Regions from separate parts of the Mus musculus genome. Here all the other regions are linked to region 1. A link is a loop called in an ENCODE intact Hi-C map of the cell type or tissue named here. Cell type or tissue: heart. All regions are shown on one strand.

What was found. Hi-C counts contacts between places; a loop is a spot of excess contacts. Peaks named below come from ENCODE experiments on the same cell type or tissue, not always from the same donor. Only the 100,000 strongest peaks of a DNase experiment are listed, where the experiment ranks them.
Region 2: it touches region 1 in a loop (10-fold over the local background); 10 of 42 quality-filtered maps call a loop at or near these places.
Region 3: a loop joins it to region 1, with 12 times the contacts of the local background. A loop is called at or near these places in 31 of 42 quality-filtered maps.
Region 4: a loop joins it to region 1, with 6 times the contacts of the local background. A loop is called at or near these places in 15 of 42 quality-filtered maps.

Annotation. Positions count from the first base shown.
Region 1 is chr2:101,651,976-101,654,475 of GRCm38, forward strand. No RefSeq gene overlaps it. Among named protein-coding and RNA genes, the nearest start is that of Rag1, 3.7 kb to the left of the region's middle. In heart, a CTCF peak has its summit at 1,085 (motif pointing left); no DNase peak of the experiment used is centred here; H3K4me3 peaks cover 575 bases; H3K27ac peaks cover 286 bases; H3K27me3 peaks cover 243 bases.
Region 2 is chr2:101,524,736-101,527,235 of GRCm38, forward strand. No RefSeq gene overlaps it. Among named protein-coding and RNA genes, the nearest start is that of Gm39887, 32 kb to the right of the region's middle. In heart, a CTCF peak has its summit at 1,209 (motif pointing left); no DNase peak of the experiment used is centred here.
Region 3 is chr2:101,471,599-101,474,098 of GRCm38, forward strand. No RefSeq gene overlaps it. Among named protein-coding and RNA genes, the nearest start is that of Gm39886, 15 kb to the left of the region's middle. In heart, a CTCF peak has its summit at 1,350; a DNase peak (open chromatin) is centred at 1,353; H3K27me3 peaks cover 269 bases.
Region 4 is chr2:101,595,893-101,598,392 of GRCm38, forward strand. All of the region lies in intron 2 of Iftap (intraflagellar transport associated protein), which reads right to left. Among named protein-coding and RNA genes, the nearest start is that of Rag2, 28 kb to the right of the region's middle. In heart, a CTCF peak has its summit at 1,467 (motif pointing right); no DNase peak of the experiment used is centred here.

The sequences.
Region 1 (2,500 bases):
TGTTCCAAGCAAATGAAAAATGGAACATGCTGACAGGTGTTGGCCAACTTTTTCAGGAGGCAAAAAAATGAAAAGGGCCAGGTAGAGTCTGGACCACGTAATGCCAGGTTCCAGCCTGCATCATAGCCGTTTGGCTGAGTGATTAACTATGGAGAGGCTGAAATGCTCCCAGGTCCTTTGCTCTCTGGGCTTCCCCAAGCATGCCTTCCTGCTGTTCTTCCTCCCTACCTGTCCATCCAAGTCCCAAAACCTCCTTAGCAACTGCCCGCCTGCGCTTATTTCCTGTGACTTCCCAAAGGCCCTTTTAAAAGACCTTTTCAAATTCAATTTCTTCCCAGACAGCAGTGAGCTCTAGTTGCAGATACCAATCAGAATCTCCTCCTGCAGCCAGGGTCTGAGTAGGTAAATGCCACATTTTCCACTCTTATCATAACCCAGCAGATGCTGTTTGCTGGGCATTGTGATTACATACGTAAGCATGTATCTATACATCTCCAACTCAAGAAAGCCTTGTCTTCTAACATCATCAAATGCCAAAACGAAAGGGGGACTTAGAGGTTATCAGGTCCTGAGGGTGCATGTTGAAGGTACGAAACAGTTCCTGAAGGACAAAGTGCCTCCGTGCAATGTCACAGGAGAGAGAGAGAGAGAGAGAGAGAGAGAGAGAGAGAGAGAGAAAACCCAGGACAAGATTCTTTCCGCAACAGTGAGCAGCAGTCCCTACCCCCTCCCACCCCTACACCATCTTGACTAGCTTGGGCCAAGAGTTGCGTTGCTGATGGGTCGGAACCTAAACAGGTCGTTGCTAGATTAATGCCTTGGGTGATTGTGCTAATTTGCACGCTGCGCGAACCCTGGAGAGGCAGTGTCTCCACTCATTCATTTCTCTCCCCCCACCCCCACTTCCCCGGCCTTAAAATTGCTTTCTAATTAACTCAGTGTGGATTATCCCTGTTAGTAAATTTCCTAATGCGTTATTAATTACTCTAAACGTCAACTACAGCTCATTTTCGGTACATTCAGGAGTGCTACAGCTGGTTTCCTGACAGCGTCCAGCTTGTTTTCTAAACAACTAGCGCCACCATGTGGCCAAAAGGACCGATCCTTGAGGAGTCAGAACCAGCCCTCAGGAAAAAACAAAAACAAAAACAAAAACAAAAACAAAACAAATTACTGAACTGATTATGAAGAAATTGTGTGTTCTATTCTCGTCCCTCCCTTCGTTTCCACCTCTAAACCTCTACCTACCCCTTCCACCATGGCTTGCCACTCCAGGGATCCTCCCGCTCATCCCCATAGGAAATAGCAGTAAAATCTTACAAGGTCAAAGTTATCTGCCCAAAAGTTCACACCCTAGTTAAAGTCAGTGTTCCACCGACGTCAAGGGTTCAACATGGAAATCTAGCATCGTACTAGCGACTGCCCTCCACCCTTCCACCCACCTACCCCACTACCACCCACCTTGTGGATGCCTCCTGCTAATTCCCCAAACAAGTAAAGATGTAACAACTCTATCTTCCTTCGTTGAAGATGCTGGACCCTGAAAAGTGATGGGCAGGGCACAAGTCTCTTCTAGACAACTTTTTAAATCTGGTGACAAGCATTCCTGTCCAAACCCAACAACAGAAGGGTATCTCTTTGCCACCATTCCATTTAGCTGCTGGGCATTGGACAGTGAGTTCAACGGTCACTGTAGGATTGAATTGCTCTAAAGTTCTCAGAGCCGTTGATGCTCTGAGATTGAAGAGCAATTGAATGAGATGCTCTTCATGTTTGAGGAGCAGCCTTCGCTTAAAAATCAGAAAGCGCAAATGTGCAAACATTTGAATGATGACAAGACACAAGTGGAAAGCCCTTTGTTCCATGCACAGAGTTGTAGGTCGTACTCAAAGCCATCCTCAGGAATGAGGTAAGAATAAAATGGCTCCCAAGGCATTTCATGAGGCATATAGTGATAGTTCCAAAATATGGAGATATTCCAAATGAGGACACATGCAGACTTAATATTTTATTTCATTATAACAGATGGTTTAGACCGTCTGAATTCTACTGATTTTTACTTATGTCAATTCACAGCTCTTTATCTGCAGCCACTCGGTGACCATGGATTTCTTCAGGCTTCTCTGAGTCTCTCCCCTCCTCACCCCCACCCCCACCCCCAGCACTCTCCTCACTCCAAAGTCAGTCACCAATGGGGACAAACAATGATGTCATTAACACATGCAGATGTGTGTTACTTGAATGGCCCCTAAGGTTTCCTATCTAAATCAACTCCTCCTTGTGGGACTGTAAGAGGACATCTGGAGATGAGGACTTGGGGAATGATTGGGATAAGCTACAGTCATTAGAGCAGAGGTCATGACAGAATCCTTGAGGAAGAGAGACCTGATAGAGAAACACGTTGACCCACATGTTCTCTCCCATGCTCTGCACCACTTCAGAACTCTTTTAGCAAGACCTCCTGTGCCTCTAGAACTGTGAGAGGAAATGAACTTCTTTC
Region 2 (2,500 bases), 130 kb before region 1:
TAGCACACAGGGATGTTACATGTATGAGTGTTTTGCCTGTGTGCGTGTCTGTGCTTAGCACACAGGGATGCCAGATGAGCAGATCCCCAGGAACAGGACTTACAGACGGTTGTGAATTTAGATGTTTGGCCTCTTAAATAACCAGCCTCTTACAAATGGGACCTGTGTTTGAATCCTCACGGCTGAACCGTGATATAAATCCTCATTCCACAAATCAGCGGGTTTTTTTACATTCCATATAGAGGAAAGGGCCGTATATATGAGCTTTCATGGGTGTCCCCGCGTGACTGGATATGGTTATCAGTGCTCACTCTCAGCCATAACTCTGCAGTACAGAATTGCAAGCTGGAGCCTCAGGCCCAGGGATCTGTTCCAGCAAGCCCTCTGACTAATTCTGATAAACTCTGAGAAGCTCTGGTAGTGGCGTGTGTCCCATAGACTCCCTACAGAGAGCCACCTCCTTCACAGTTAGAACAGCTTTAATACCCATAACCTTGTCTTCAGAACCACTGAGTGGCACTCAGCATCTGCTCTGAGCCCATCATCCTTGGGAAGGTGCCAGCCCCCGTGGTACTCCAATGCACCAATCTATTTCAGTTCAGTCTCCTTACCAACATGATCAGAAACCAAAGGACGGAAGGCCAAGCGTGTTGTCAGAGGTGGACTCCTAATAGAGAAAAGATCCCAGACAATAGCATTTATGGAAGAACACTTCACAGCCCCAAACAATATCTGTAGGCAGAAATTCATATTGGCAAAGGGAGGTTTCTCCAAGAGAATCAATCTACCAGTGTAAGTCACAAGGTTCGTTTGGGAACCCACCTTGGCAAAGTCACGTTGAGTGGGCTTTTGACAGTTTCCTTATTTCTGGGTGGGTAGCTTCTTGTATGACAACACTAGGTACTCTTCTCAAGCAGATGTTGGCTGTATGGAACAAAACCAATTAGTGCAGTGTTGGGAAAAGCCAGGCCTATGCAACCTGATTTCAAACTGTGTCCGTGTTTGTTACAGGGATTACACAAGTGTTCTAACAAGGGGTAGAAATGTATTCTATCATGGAAAAACATAATCAGTGGTACCAAAAATGAGCATAATGTTCACTGGTTAAACCAACATCATCTCCCAATTTATTGCCCAGCAATTGAATTTACCTGGAATCAGGCAGTGGGCAAAGGGCTTGTGAGATATGGTGCAACAGTGCCACCATGTGGTTCTCTTCTGAAAGTAGTCCAGGAAGAAAATGCCACCAAAATAGATGCTCATCTCCCCAGGCCACTTATATATTCAGACTTCATATTTTCAATTTAAGAAGTACATCAGTAGAAGAAGGAAGGCCTACTTACAGATACACACAAGATTTGGGCAGCAAAATAGTACCTAGGTAACCAGGCGAACCACAGGCTCCCATTTTCACCTCTTCTACAGTGCATTCTGTTAACACGGAGACATACACACATGCACTACACACACACACACACATGCACTACCCAAACTTGTACATGCATTTATGAATCCATGGGTGCACCGACTCATGCATTCACATGCACACTTCCTTTCTGGGTAATGGCTGCTATAGAACTCCAGGTTAATCACCTTCCATGCTACTCTTGAGTCCTAGACACTGCCCACTTGTGGTACCCTGGACTCCTGTGTTCTGATTCTGAAAGTCTCACCCCACCCCAGCCCCTAAAAAGCTCATCAGGAACTAAGTCCTATCCTGGTCATTAAAGAAAGAAAGGGAAGATGGTACAATTCAGAAAAGTCTAGCAATAATCACTCTAGCTGGAGATGTGTTGTTCTTTTACATCTCCCATGTCTTTAGGGCTGTACAGCACTGTATAACATAATTACTGTGACTATCAAAGAACTTCACAGGCCATTTATGACATTATTTTTTTAATGTGAGGTTTTTAAGTGAGTCATCATTTATCAGTAAACATACATATCTGCAAAGAACGTTCTGCATGCCTGCATCAGTGTACTTTCTGGGTTACAATCGCTTATGGTTATTCAATCAACCAGTGAAAAAACTTAAGCATGTATGTCAATCATTCTGTTATGTGTTTCAGATAAGGGTGATAAATTGATAAGCTACTCAAGTGTCTACAACAGGGGGATCCTGAGTTCAAGGCTTCCCTGGGCAGCTTAGTGGTGCTCTGCCGTTAAGGAAAAAAAAAAGGCAAAAAGAGGTGGGATGGTTTGGCCAAGTGATAGAATGCTTGCCTAGCATGCACAAGTCAGTAGGCTGAATTCCTAGTACTGGATAAAAGATAATAAAGTACCAATGTCCCTGGCAACCATTTTGTTCAAAGTCCAGAGGAAAAGACAAATACAAAGATGAGAGAGAGAGAGAGAGAAAGAGAGAGAGAGAGAGAGAGAGAGAGAGAGAGAGAGAGATCTATTCTGCATAGGAGGATCCTTGGAGAAAAAAGTTTTTATGTTTTTCCTCTCCTATCCCAAGTGTCACCAGTGCAGTATGGGAAACAGAGTAGGAGACATG
Region 3 (2,500 bases), 180 kb before region 1:
GGATCAGACCTGGCTGTGAGTTAGAGAAAAGTCATCGGTTTACACTCTAAGGATATAAGTGGATGGTCCAGAGAGGAGGGCGAACCCACATAACGAAGAAAGCCTGCAACCGAGCAGCGAAAATCAATCACGGTGTCAGTGTCGAAAGCACCGGGCTCAGGTGGGAACTCACAGTTGGGGCTCCCTGAAATAACACCCCAACCTCCTGGATCCTCCTTTCATCATGGAAGCACGCAATGGAGATAGCAAACAACTCCCTAGAGATGAGGCAAACCCACTCATTGCTCCTGGAGGTATCCTGCAAATAAAAATGGCATTCACTTGACTTCTATGACATCATCTCCTTTCCTTCGGCATATGTTCCTCCAAAAAATATTGATGAGTAGGCTGCCATCTACATCCTGGGGCATAGCAGTAAATACAACAGACATAAACCAGCCCCTGTCTGAAAAACTTTATGATCTAGTCCTTGCGGCGGATATTACTAATGAATTAATGACACACTCCTACAAAGTTCCAGAGTCCCATCAATTCCTTCTCAATGCAGTCTATTTCTCCAAAGAGCCACCGCCAATCAATTAGAGTTGGCACATGAGATGGAAATTCTCTGACATCCCTGCTAGGAGCTCCTGGGCTGCACAATGGATGTTCACTGATCCCTTCACAGGCGTATGTCACAGCTTTCTCACAAGCCACTGCTAACAGCAAAATGACACCCTAAAAGCAACAACCACCAATGGAGACATTTAGAATCTGATGGCATTATGTTTTGACTACTTTCCCTGAAAGGATCTTGAATATCTCACTGAAGTATCCAATTAGTACCCCTATCCCAGCTGCTCATCTGATGATCAATTGATGGACTGTTAAACCATCATCATGAGTTTGTTTTTGATATTCGTGATGTTTCATTTTATGGCTCCAAACCCAGCCTTCTTTTGTCTCGCACTGCTTTTCTCTCACATGCACACACACGTACACACACACACACACACACACACACACACACACACACCTTAGAGAATCCCAGTTAGGATATAAATAGAATAGGTGTTCTCATGTACAGCTGTTGGCCACATGATAAATGGGACATAAACCATTGCCAGGCTCAGCTCCCACAGATCACTATTTGGTCTTTTGGACCAATGTTTCTCATCTGTAAAACATGACTAACAAAATTTATAATATGTACACAATATTATGTGTGTATCAATAATGCATACATGATTTGAAGTTCATATGACTATATATTGTAAATCAAGATTTATCTAATAAATCTAGACATTATTGTCAGTGGGCGCTAGGGGGCACTGTGTCACTTCTTACCATCCCAACCAAAGCCTGAGCTACGGTGGGACGCACAAGAACAGTTGGACAGTCGCCACCTAGTGGCAGCATAAGGCTCAGAACAATTGGATAAATTACCTAACCACCAAGAACCACTTACACTAATTTTAAATTTATCATTATCTATTGATCACCTACTGCACGCCAACAATTATTAAATGTGTGCTGTCAATCAAAAAAAGGTCTGGTTTGTTTTGTTTTTATTAGATGTTTTCTTCATTTACATTTCAAATGCTATCCCTTTTCCTACTTTCCTCTCCGAAAATCCCCTATACCCTCCCCCCCACCGCTCCCCAACCCACTCACTCCCACTTGCTGGCCCTGGCATTCCCCTACCCTGAGGCATAGAATCCTCACAAGACTAATCCATGACATAGGAGAGGGTAGCCTGGACTAGATAATATGCTGTTAGCACTTCCTCTCGTTCCGTGAACTGGGAAATAGTTTTTATCTGCTGAATTTCTTTGTAATAAATAATATCTTGTCTTTGATTCTCCTTGTATGAAATATATATTTAAAAAAGAAATTTCCAAAACAATAGATTTCTAGATGTCTTCTCAGATCTTCGGATCAAGCATCTGGAGATGTAATTATTTTTTGGTCCACTAGGCTGACATTGATAGGAGGGTTGAGAACTACTGTAATCACACTTTTCCATAGTACTGATTTACACATAGGCATTATGAACACACTATAAACTTCCAAGCAGCTCCAAGCAAGTTCATCTATGAACTCTCATTTACCTTCACAATTTTCAACTTAAAATCATTACACTCTTTTTCTTTTCCATTGTCCTGTGTGTGTGTGTGTGTGTGTGTGTGTGTTGTGCTCGAGTATGTGTCTGTGTGCTCGCATGCATGTGAGCACATGTATGCTTGTGTGTCCAGGAGGAGACCCAGGGTTATCATTGCTTTTCCCTCGTATTCACGAGACAGACAGGGCATACCAGCTAAACCCAGAGCTTCCTGATGCGGGTAATGTCACTAGCCAACCTGCTCTGGGGATCCACCTTCTAGAGATGGAATTAAAGGCATCCCACCCAGCACACTCACCTGGTATTTTTACTTTGGACCTGGGAATCCTAACTCCAATTGCCATACTTGCATTTAACATCTCCTGCAAGCTATCATTTATACTCTTCAAGATTACAGAG
Region 4 (2,500 bases), 56 kb before region 1:
TAATGTCCAGATTAACCCCTTGCTCTTTCTAATCTCTTTCCAATCTCATCTTCCATGGCTGCCAGCCCTCATTAATAAAGAATTTCAACATGCTCCCTCCTGAGCCACTGCTCCCTCTCTGTTCCCACTGCCCAAAGTTCCCATCTTTGAATAGATGGTATTATATTCATTGTTTAGGATCTATTTCTCCATTCTAGAACGCAATTTTCTGTAGGCATTAATTTTTATAATTTTTGTTCACTTATATGAACAACACTTAGCAAAATGACAATAGTAAAACAAATTACAGTATAGTTACACAACTGAATACTGTGCAGCCATCCAACACTGTTAAATAATAATATTAATTTCCAAGGAAAGATATTCATAACATTCTATTTTAAAAAGCAAGTTCAAAGAGATTATGGATAATATGATATCAGTTTTATAAAATTATTACAATAAAATTTTCAAATATATAAATGAAGGAAAACAGTAAGTTGTGCCTTTATAATTTGGGCATCATAAGTATAAATAAACATATATGTATAGTATATGTGTGTAATATTTAATACTGATACAGCTATTCAATAGAAATTACTACATATATTTCAGTGTTAATAAAAGTGAAGCTCAGAGTGTGAACAGTGGGTCTCTGATTCTTGTGTCTTCTCTTGGTCTCTTTTCCATCTGTCTGTTTGCTTGTTTGTTCATTTTACCCAAATCTGATGTGTTAGTTTTTGTTTTATCTTATTATATGTCTCTTTATTTTATGATTATCCCTTAAAAGCCTGTAATGGTAAAATGCCCACAAAGAACACAGTTCTCCGGGCAAGGACATTTTCCTGTGGTACAGTAGTTTGGGTCATGGACAGGGGCACTAAGACTTGAGACAGAATGTATGTGTAACCAAACCAAAGGCCACTCTAAGCTCTGTAGGCTGTTCTATCTTAGTCTCTTTATCAGAGATCACCAGGGTCACAGCAAAGCTATTCCCATAATTCACTACGTTCTTCCAGTCTTTAAGATAATATAAAATGATAACATTAAACAAAGATATATATATATATAGCAAAACAAATTATTGTTTCCTTGTTTTAGTATGTCAAAACTTTATGAAAGCTATAAATTTACTCTTATAAAATTCAATTTGTACCAATTTGCACATTTTTTAAAACATCCATGTATTTCCCTTTACCCATTTCCTTACACAGACATATATACACATGAATATACACACAATCATGAAGACATACACACATATACACACCTCCAATTCATTTAAGGCATACTTTTAAAGCTATTCTGAAAGTCAAGGTTCCTAGGTTGCACAATGATACTAGTCAATCAGAATTTAAAGAAAGAATCCTGAAATATGCATTTTAATAAGAACCTCCCAGGAAATTTTTGTGGAAATATAAGATAGAATTCCCATGTCAAGGTTTTCTGAGGTAGAATTTTATGGTTATGTGAACACTAGTATTTAGTCCATCCACCAGAGGCCAGCATAGGACCATTGGCTGACTTTTATAGCTGTACCCTATACCATACACCATATACAATATTTCCTGTACATAGTTGGTTTTAACTACCTCAAGAAGTGGAGTTGAAACTGACTGATACAGCACATCCAAGGTTTAACATTTAACTTTGATGTTGTTCTTTTAACCCCATGTGGATAAGCCACACTAAACAAGCAGAATTAATCCTGTTGTGTGAGTTTAAAGAGTAAATGCCAGGGTTGTGGTCTTAGAAAATGAAATGCGTGGACTAGTTCTTAGGTCTTCTAATGCGGAGATGGAATAGTGCTCTTCCTATCACACTGGCCCTACCTACAACCAAAAGAAACAGAAGGCCAGCTCTATTTGTTCTGCATGAAACATCTTCACACCCTGAGATCATGCCTGTCTTGCACCAAAGTACATTTTGTTCAACTCATTTAAATTGGAGGGCACTCTGGGGATTAGCTTTCTCTTCTTCTTCACAGATAAGTCTTTCATAGACCATCGTCTGCATATATTTATAATAATCTAACATTCAAAGATGGCGTCTTTGCTTTTAAATTATGTGAGTGTTGCAAATTCATTTTTACAGGACACTTTAGAATACACGTCATTTAAAAAAAAGCTTACAGTAAAGGAGGAAAAGTCTGCGCTGTTCTAGTCATTCTTACTGTTTTTCTCTCTTTTTGGGGGGTCAGGGGGAGGGTGTGGAACAGGGTTCAAGACAGGGTCTCACTCTGTAGCCCTGGCTGCCCTGGAACTCACCTTGTAGACCAGGCTGCCCTCAGACTTAGAGATCTATGTGCCTTTCCCTCCCAGTGCTGGGATTAAAGGGTTGCATGCTACACCCAGCTTGCTTTTTTTTTTCTTAATCCATAAAGATTCACTCAATCAAAATCTAAGGCCCCAGAATCAAAACCAATATTCTGAATCTAACTCTGTCAGCGCTGTGCAAAGAGTAGTTAATACGGCCTCACCAGTGAGCACTAACTGCACAGTCTATAAGTGACAAACATGGA